2 separate regions of the Homo sapiens genome follow, and region 2 is linked to region 1. A link is an interaction called in ENCODE POLR2A ChIA-PET data of the cell type or tissue named here. Cell type or tissue: OCI-LY7. All regions are shown on one strand. Links, peaks and the distances in the headings refer to the core of each region. The heading gives the core; the rest is flanking DNA. Region 1 overlaps CREB3L2 (cAMP responsive element binding protein 3 like 2). Region 2 overlaps CREB3L2 (cAMP responsive element binding protein 3 like 2).

Evidence for each region. Peaks named below come from ENCODE experiments on the same cell type or tissue, not always from the same donor. Only the 100,000 strongest peaks of a DNase experiment are listed, where the experiment ranks them.
Region 2: POLR2A ChIA-PET joins it to region 1 with 6 read pairs; 10 of 35 experiments call an interaction of 5 or more read pairs at or near these places.

What each region holds. Positions count from the first base shown.
Region 1 is chr7:137,983,412-137,987,801 of GRCh38, reverse strand. All of the region lies in intron 1 of CREB3L2 (cAMP responsive element binding protein 3 like 2), which reads left to right. Among named protein-coding and RNA genes, the nearest start is that of CREB3L2, 16 kb to the left of the region's middle. RefSeq lists enhancers at 1,012-1,081, 1,412-1,561. In OCI-LY7, for the core only: CTCF peaks have their summits at 679, 884 and 1,784; DNase peaks (open chromatin) are centred at 881, 1,731 and 2,041; H3K4me3 peaks cover 3,068 bases; H3K27ac peaks cover 3,630 bases.
Region 2 is chr7:137,915,334-137,919,723 of GRCh38, reverse strand. CREB3L2 (cAMP responsive element binding protein 3 like 2) reads left to right here. Exons shown (of 12, transcript NM_194071.4): 3 at 3,712-3,887. Among named protein-coding and RNA genes, the nearest start is that of CREB3L2-AS1, 36 kb to the left of the region's middle. RefSeq lists an enhancer at 2,423-2,472. In OCI-LY7, for the core only: no CTCF peak of the experiment used is centred there; no DNase peak of the experiment used is centred there.

The DNA.
Region 1 (4,390 bases), core at 139-4,138:
CGGGGTGGGAGGATCGCCTGAGCCCAGGAGGTTGAGGCTGCAGTGAGCCATGATTGTGCCACTGTGCGCCACTCTGGGCAACAGAGCCAGATCCTGTCTCTCCAAAAACAGAAAGCATTTTAGAGCAGTTTTATGTTCACAGCAAAATTGAGCAGAAATACAAAAAGCTCCCGTGTATCTCTTGTCTCCCCAACACACAAAACCTGTCCCACCATCAGCATCCTGCTATTACAGACTTTTGGCATATGGAGTCATAAGCTGGGGTCACCTGTGGCAGCTTTTGATTTAAACTTAATTTTTAGAGATTAGTCACAGATAAGCCTCCCTTTGTAGTCCAGCAAGAAGCCAGATTGGCCACAAAAGCCTTGAACACCGAAGACTGTATCCTGTTTTTTGTTTTTTGTTTTTTTTTGCTACTGAAAACTTATTCAAACGACTAGGCACAGACCTATAGATTTCAGTACCATTAAAAAGTCAAACTGTGGTGCGGCATTTCCCTCCCTCTTTCCAGTTACAGATGACTTAGGCAGTAGATGTTATCCTTTGGAAAGAGATGGGATCTAGTGAGGAAACAGTATATATTTTTTGTAACCAAAGAACCTGACTCCGATCTTTGTAGTTTTGACTTTTTACTTCCTACCCCTGAATGGTATTCATTTCTGAGGCACTGCCAGGAATTGTTTTTCTGGTTCCACTCTGGGTTTGCAAGCTTTCTCTCCAGGCTCTCCTGCAGCCCAAGACCCATGTTGGAGCCGCTGGGAGAGCTGGGGCAGTGGGCTGAGGAGGCCAAGGCCCAAACCAGCTCCAGGCGAACAGCTGCAGCACAGCTGTGATGTTACCTGCATGGTGCAGTGGGGTCGCCCTTGGGCTCGAGGCATCATGTTCTAAGGCAGTCTTCACAGACACGTTTTCTTGTGTGCTAAGAGAGGGGCAGAAACGTAGCTGCCAAAAAACCATTTGGTTTCTCAGCTGTGTTTACAAGCTGAGGAACATGAGGCACGTCGAAATCCAGTGTTTCCTTTTGACTGAAATACAGACTTCTAGGAGGACACTGAAATGAGGGTGGGATGGCTGGGTAGATGGAGCATGAGGAAGTTTCAGCTTCTTATTCCCACCCTCCCAGTTTCGGTGTGGGATTCTGACTGTCCTCTTGTCTGCAGATTGCTCAACCACTGGAAAAGGCAGTTGGTAGGAGGAGCAGGGATTTTGCGGTCAGCACAACTTCATAGCCCTTATCACCACTGGCAAATGATTTCTTTAGTATCCCCGAGCCCTGCTGTCATGGCAGTCATGGAAAATGATGATATCTGCATGGTGCTTTGTGTCAAAGTAATGGATGAGCCTAATCATAGTGGGTGGAATCCATCTCAGGGGTGCAGTCGCTCCAGCCTCTGCTGCCAACTTGCCCTCCTTCCCAGTCCCATGGAGCTGGGGCACTCCCCGGCATACCTGTTGGGAAGCCCTGATAAGTGTGCTTGTCTGTTTTCTCGTCTAACAAAATGGAAACACCGTGAAAGCAGAGACTTTCTTTTATTCACTGCTGTTTATCTCCAGCTAACAGAACAGTGCTGTGCGCATGGTAGGTGTCCAGTAAAATGTTTGGTGAATGAATGGATGAACAAATGAATGAGTCTAGGCTTACAATCTGGTTCTGGCTCTCCCTACTGTGAGCACCTTTCTGAGACTGTTTCACAAGGCCATGGTGGAGGAAGATAAATGACATAAGTAAAGTGTCACTATGTCTGGTTTGTGGCCGCTAGATGGGGGATATTCGGTTCCTTTCTTCTATTTTTTTTTCTCCAATAGTTTCTGAGAGGCCTAGGAAGAAAATTTTTGCTGCATTCTGAACTCATGGATAAAATGAGTAAATAGAATAAGACCTCTGAATTGTGGCCTAATTGTGAAAGGCATTTAGGGAAAAAGACCTGAAATATTTCTTCAGTTCTTACCTGAATCCTCTTAGGTTCAACGCCTGGTATTGATTTGCATGACTGAATTAACACTTCAAATTTTCAGGCACCTGCTTCTGAGGAACTGAAATGTTTTTGTCAGTTTTGAGGGGGTGGGTTGGCAGCAGGTGTTAGCACTCTTTAAGTTACAAGAGGGAAGACAAGAAGGGGACGGCTTGTTCCATGTCCCTGTCATTTCCTGAAACACCATCTATCACTGGACACTGAGGTCACTTACATTATTTTTTCCTAATGAAAATAGTCTTTCTGGGGCTGATTGTGACCTGTTTAGGGGTCTGTTAACAGCAGGAAGGTGAGTAGGGGACAGCAGGATGGCACTGAGCAGTCCTGGTAGGGCTACTGCCTGCAGTGTCAGGGACAAGCTGAAGCGCTCTCCATCCACGAGGCCTGGGGCTTCCTGGCAGAGCACCTTTGGAATGCTGTCCATACACTGCAGCAAAGGCATTTAAGCCACGTTCTTCCTCCGACCCCTGGCCTGAACTGCGTCTAGCCTTGGCTGTTCCCAAGCAGTTGATGTACATATTGTTGAGCGAGAGAACCTCTCTGAGTCCTGCTTTCTTGGGAATCAGGTTCTAAGTTGCTCTCCTGTGCCTTCCATTTATCTGGACCAACTAGCATTTTATCAAACAGAGGTTATATGGAGATTCTGGCGTGTGAATGGGCCCCCTTCCCCCTTTCCATAATGTCTTATTATTGCTTTGGCAATTGCAGTAGGTCTTTGAAGAGGGAGCTGACTGAAAACTGTGCCCAAATCTCAATGTCTCTTGGAAGTTAAGTTACACATTTTTATTTTAAGTAAAAGCAAAAGAAAACAAACAAAACCCCCAGCTCCCCGCAAAACTCATTGCTGATAATGGAGTTCAATGAGAAAGGAAGAAAATGTTAGCTATTGAGGCTGACAAGCTTTAATGAGCTGCCTGATGGCTCTTCTCTACTGGGCTACGTTACTGTAGAAGAGTTTGCAATTTGGGAGACTTTGAGACCTTTGATCTTTCATGAAACGCAGACTCCTTTCATGGAGAAGTTTGTTCTTTGGTATTTGCCAACCGAAAGAAAAATATCCTGGTAGGTAGATTTTTTATTCCCCCATAGCTTTTTTGAGGAACTATTACTCGACCCAAGTTTGCTTTTAGAAAAACCAAACAAAAAGCTGCAGGAGCAACAAAATAAGAAGAATAAAAGTATGAAGATGACAAGCTTATCTGTCACTTGGCTTGAGCATTTGGTAATTTAAACATGTAAGGGCCTATTTATCTCATGAACCAAGCAGTCCTGAGCTAGGCCCTCCAGGGCTAGTGTAGTGCTTGATCAGGGCCAACGGGGCCCTTCCCGTGAGGCTGTTTGTCACCTTTGTCCTCATGACTACAAGATGACTGCTTCACTTCCAGCGTAACATCAGCCTCACTGGTGGAAGAAAGTGACGGGGCAAAGCAGAAAGGGTAGTACCTATATTAGGACAAGCCAGGGCTTTCTCTGAGGCCTCCAGCAGATTTCCCGTTAGGTTTCACTGGCCATCCCTAGCTGCAAAAGAGGCCAGGAAGGTGTGAGTGTGTTAGCTTAATACTTGCCACCCTGAATAAAATTGGTGTCTGATAGTAAGGAAGACGGGTAGGATGGATATTGAGTGGTCAAGCAGCAGTGTCCACCACATCCCAAAATAACATTTTCCCAAATTTGTAGAATCCAAGGTCTGGTCGGGACCTGTGAGATGGCTGAGAATGACGCCTGCATCTCACAGATAAGGGAGCTACTTTATTTCCTTCTACTTCTGTTCAGCCAAAAACCTCAGTGGCACTTTTTGGCACTTCTGGGTGTGGCTGCTCATCCCCTGATCCCCAAACTGTGCCTGGAATGTGAGTGGGCCGAGAAGTTCCTTCACTGGAGAGCAGAGTGGCAGGGAGCGGGCAGTGTGCGGATGGGAATCAAAAGGCCCGATTGTGCTTTCTCAGGAAAAGCAGCCGGCCAACAATAATGACTGGGCCGCCCCTGAGTGCAGAACCTGGAATCCAGCCTTCTGGAATGAAAAAGCCATGCAAGACTCAGTCCCTGCCCCTGAGGAGTGAAGGCCTAGTAGGGCGGACAGAACAACCACAGGGGAGAGGTAAAGCAGAGAGGTATGCGAACAATGAAGAAAGGCCATAGCAAACGGAGTGGCCAGGCCGGGAAGGTGGCTTGGAGGAGTTGACTTTGACCAGGGATTTATAAAGGTCTGTTATTTGGCGGCTCACAATGGTGTGTAAAAATACTAAGTGAGAGTCAGCAGCTTTGCCTGGTTGGAGCAATTTAACAACACCTGCCTGAAGCCTGCTGTGTTTTCTTTAGAAGAACAGCCTGAGTCAACAGTGCTTATGGATTCCTTGATGGATGCAGAGGGAGTATTAAGTTAGCCAGATTTATTGGAACATGTCTAAAAGACCACT
Region 2 (4,390 bases), core at 301-4,300, 68 kb after region 1:
AAATATTCCATTGTATGGATGCACCATAATTGACTTAACCTTTCTCTTGCTTTTTAATGTTTTGGTTATTTTCAGTGTTTTGTCATCATAAACAATGCCCTAGTGAGCATTATTTATGCATAATCTTTATCCACATAGAAAGTTTTCTTGTTAATGGGAAGATTACTGGCCAGAGTGCAGAGATCTGGGTTCTGCCACTAATTTGCCATGTGACCTAGGCCCAGGTGTCATTTTCCTCATCTAGAAATGATAGGCTGGGTGTGGTGGCTCACACCTGTAATCCCAGCACTTTGGGAGGCTGAGGCGGGTGGGTCACCTGAGGTCAGGAGTTTGAGACCAGCCTAGCCAACATGGTGAAACCCCGTCTCTACTAAAAATACAAAACTTAGCCAGGTTTGGTGGCACACGCCTGTAATCTCAGCTACTTGGGAGGCTGAGGCAGGAGAATCGCTTGAACCCAGGAGGTGGAGGTTGCAGTGAGCCGAGATCACACCACTGCACTCCAGCCTGGGTGATAGAACAAGACTGTCTCAAAAAAAAAAAAAAAAGATATCTTTGAGCTCAATGGCCTTAAATCTCTTTATAACTCTAAAGCATCTTTCAGGATCAAGGACTAAATTGCTGTATTGGAATGGAAGCATGAAAGCAGCGCCTGTTGTTTGCCCTCAAAAAAGCTCAGGGGAGGAGAGGCCGCTTCCTTGGGCTTCTCTCTTGGAAATGTACAGTTGTCCTTGAGAGAGAAGGTTTCCTTTTATAGTTCAAGTACCATCACTTGCCCTGTGGTTTCCATTCCCTGAGGCAGCACTGATGATATTTGTATGTTTGTAAAGAGGGCTATAGGACACTGGGCATTAAGAATATTAAATGGTCTTGACTTGTTTTACGAATGTGCACACTTTGAGAATGGCCTCACTAGATTGGAATAACTGATTCTATCTATCACCCATCTTCATTTTGTTTTTTGTATTCACTTTTTTTTTTAACTTTTGCCTCTTCTTTTGTTTGCCTTGTGAATTAAGTTTCATCACAGTTGCCTTCACTGCACAGTCAAGGGATCTGGCCTTATCTCACAATTTCCTGGTAATTGTGTGCGACCTTTTTCTCAGGGATGCTTCCTTACCGTCCATTTCAGCCTGTACTGAGGCTATATTTCATCCTACCGTCTTTCTTCCAGCCTTTGCCAGGGATAAATATTACTCAGTGTGGGCAGGCTTTAAGTGTTGACTTCAAAAAGCAAAAGCATGGCTGTTCACGGTGGCTCACACCTGTAATCCCAGCACTTTGGGAGGCCGATCACCTGAGGTCAGGAGTTCAAGACCAGCCTGGTCAACATGACAAAACCCCGTCTCTACTAAAAATATAAAAATTAGCTGGGCGTCGTGGCGTGTACCTGTAATTCCAGCTACTCAGGAGGCTGAGGCAGGAGAATCGCTTGAATCCGGGAGGCGGAGTTTGCAGCGAGCCGAGATGGTGCCACTGCACTCCAGCCTGGGTGACAGAGCAAGAATGTCTCAAAACAAAACAAAAAGCAAAAGCATCACCATGTCATTGCCGAATGGAAAAAATGGGATCTATGCGGTCTCTGTCTCTCCAGCCCTTCCCTAACTGTCCTAAGCGGGTGTTCTTTGCAGCGGACATTGTCTTCTAGCTCCTAAGCTCCTTTGGGGAGAGTCAACGGAATCTTTTGGCTCGTGGTCCAGTTGCTCCATCTCTGGGCTGAGCTGGGGCACGGTCTGAGTCCAGTACAGAGTGGTCTCCCTCCTCTGGCCGCCATCAGAGAGCCCTTTGTTCCCCCGCCCTCCCCTTCCACCAGGATGTGGCGCACACCCCATGAAGGATGGAAATCCCCGTCACACCATAGCACTCAGCAGCCCCACTCTAAAAGCAAAACATCTTCCACCACCTGCCCATCCTGTCTTTATTTCACCTTGGGAAATAAATTGAGGCTGGGATAATTCATCAATTATAAACTGGATTTAAGGGGGAAATCATTCCTCAAATATGAACCTAACATTTTTGTGCTTTAAAGAAGTCACTTATGAAACATAATTTTAATAATCGTAGATTTTAGTTCTTAGTTTCTGTGTCTACCCTTCCCTTCTTCTTAGCGGTTCTAAATGATTGTACCTTTTCATAAGAAAACTGGAGTCACATTCTTGAATGTAAAATAAATTTATAATGTGAACGACTTTGCTCTCCTGACAGTCATGGGTCACTAAGTATGTGAAATGTGGTGTATGTGTGTAAGCATTTTGAGAAAGCAAAGGAGCGTGTCTTTGCTTTATTTTAGCCTCATTTTAGTAAAACTGGTATCAGCTAAGGAACGTTGCCTTTGGCTTGCTTTGTCTTGTTCTGTGGCTGTTTCCAACCCTCTGGTCGTTTCCTTTCCTTCCCTCCTCCCGGCTTTTCCAGGCAGTGCTGAGCGCTAGCTCCAAAGTAACTTGTTAAGAAATACAAATTCTTATTCTTTTAGACTCTGAGAAGAATGTGCATTAAGTGGCAGAGGCACTCTGTCTGTTCCGTCTTGTCTCTCGGTTGTTAGCTATCTCCAGGCCTGGTGATAATCAGGAAAGACAAGACCCAGACTCACCAAGATGCAGCTGTTTTCTCAGGAAGAGTATTTTGTCCATTTCAGCAAAGGGCAGATGGTTATTACAAACCAAAGTCTCCCAAAGGGCTAAGCAGAGTCTCTGAAAGTCTAAGTTAGGTTTAAGGCTAGGTGGGATCACAGTGAAAACAGAAGAGGACAAAAACAAACAAAAAAATGGAGTGAGAAGAAAAAATATCAAAAAACCAAATAACTTTCCTTTGGAGAGAAGGAGAGAGAGACCTACTCACCATGTTCTCTCATCTTCTCCCGTTGGTTACCAACCATTTGCTTGCTTCTCTCTCTCTCTCTGTCGCTCTCGCTGTCACTCGCTCTCGCTCTCGCTCTCACTCTCACTCTCACTCTTGCTTTCTCTCGCTCCCCCTCCCCCTCCCTTCCCTTTCTCTCTCTTTCTTTCTTGACAGGGTCTCACTCTGTTGCCCAGGCTCTGGAGTACAATGATGTGATCACAGCTCACTGAAGCCTCGACTTCCTGGTTTAAGCAATCCTCCTGCCTCAGCCTCCCAAGTAGCTGGGACCACAGATGCTCACCACTGCACCTAGCTAGTTAAAAATTTTTTTTTGTAGAGACAGAGTCTTGCATTGTAGCCCAGGTTGGTGTTGAACTCATGGGCTCAAGCAATTCTCTTGCCTTGGCATCCCAAAGTGCTGGGATTACTTGCGTGAGCCACTGTGCCCGGCTGCTTCTTTCTTTCATGTTTTTAAATGTGCTTATTTATCTATTTTTGAATAGATAATACATTTACATGATTTGACAACCAAAAAGAGTAGCTCATTACATATTCAAAATCCTCCCTCCTATTCTATTCCCCATCAACCCAGGTTTCTTCCTGCCTTTCTCAGGAAGCCAAGTTTCTTTCTTTTCTATGGATTCCTTCCAGAGTTTCTTTAGGCATACTCACATGCAAGCGAATACAAGTATAGATTCTTTCTTTGCTGTTCATATCTATCAATCTTTTCCCTCACATATTTCATTTTCTTTTATTCTACTTTCAATCATCCTTCACTGAGCTTTTTTGGGGAGAAAGACTAGTGGTCGCTTGTTTTGCTTATGCCTGATGCCCTGAACAAGTTCACATGTGTGCTTGTCTTTTTTCCTGCAGATGAGGTGGAAAGTGAGAAATGGTACCTGTCTACAGACTTCCCTTCAACATCCATCAAGACAGAGCCAGTTACAGACGAACCACCCCCAGGACTCGTTCCGTCTGTCACTCTGACCATCACAGCCATCTCCACCCCGTTGGAAAAGGAGGAACCTCCTCTGGAAATGAACACTGGGGTATGCTCAATTTTCGTCTGTTTAAACAGGTTGGATTAAAAGATACAGATAGATCCTCATTCTCCAATAAGGTGTTTAATCTTTTTGGAGTTAGTGGCTGTGTACATTTAAGGACATGCAACTTCATATGTGTGTATATACATATGTATACATTTAATAAGGGTATGTTGATTTGGTGCCAACTTCCTTTAAAGCCATTGTTCGGAAAAAATTAGTAGCTAAGCTGATTTCATTCTCTTTTTGATTACTGTTACAAAATAAAAAACACAGAAAATATCTATGGTAAAAAAAATTTCTCTATGGCACTGATTTTTAAGCAGTGGAAAGGGAGTGATTGAAGTGGTGATGTAATCCATGGCTTACAGTGCATGGCTACTGGGAATGTGAGCTCCTGTGTAATATTTTACTTTCCTAGTGAGATGCTGAGTTGTCCTTACTCAAGTCAGGAATGTCCCACGTATTGATTCATATAATAATATGAATAATATTAACAATATTAATAA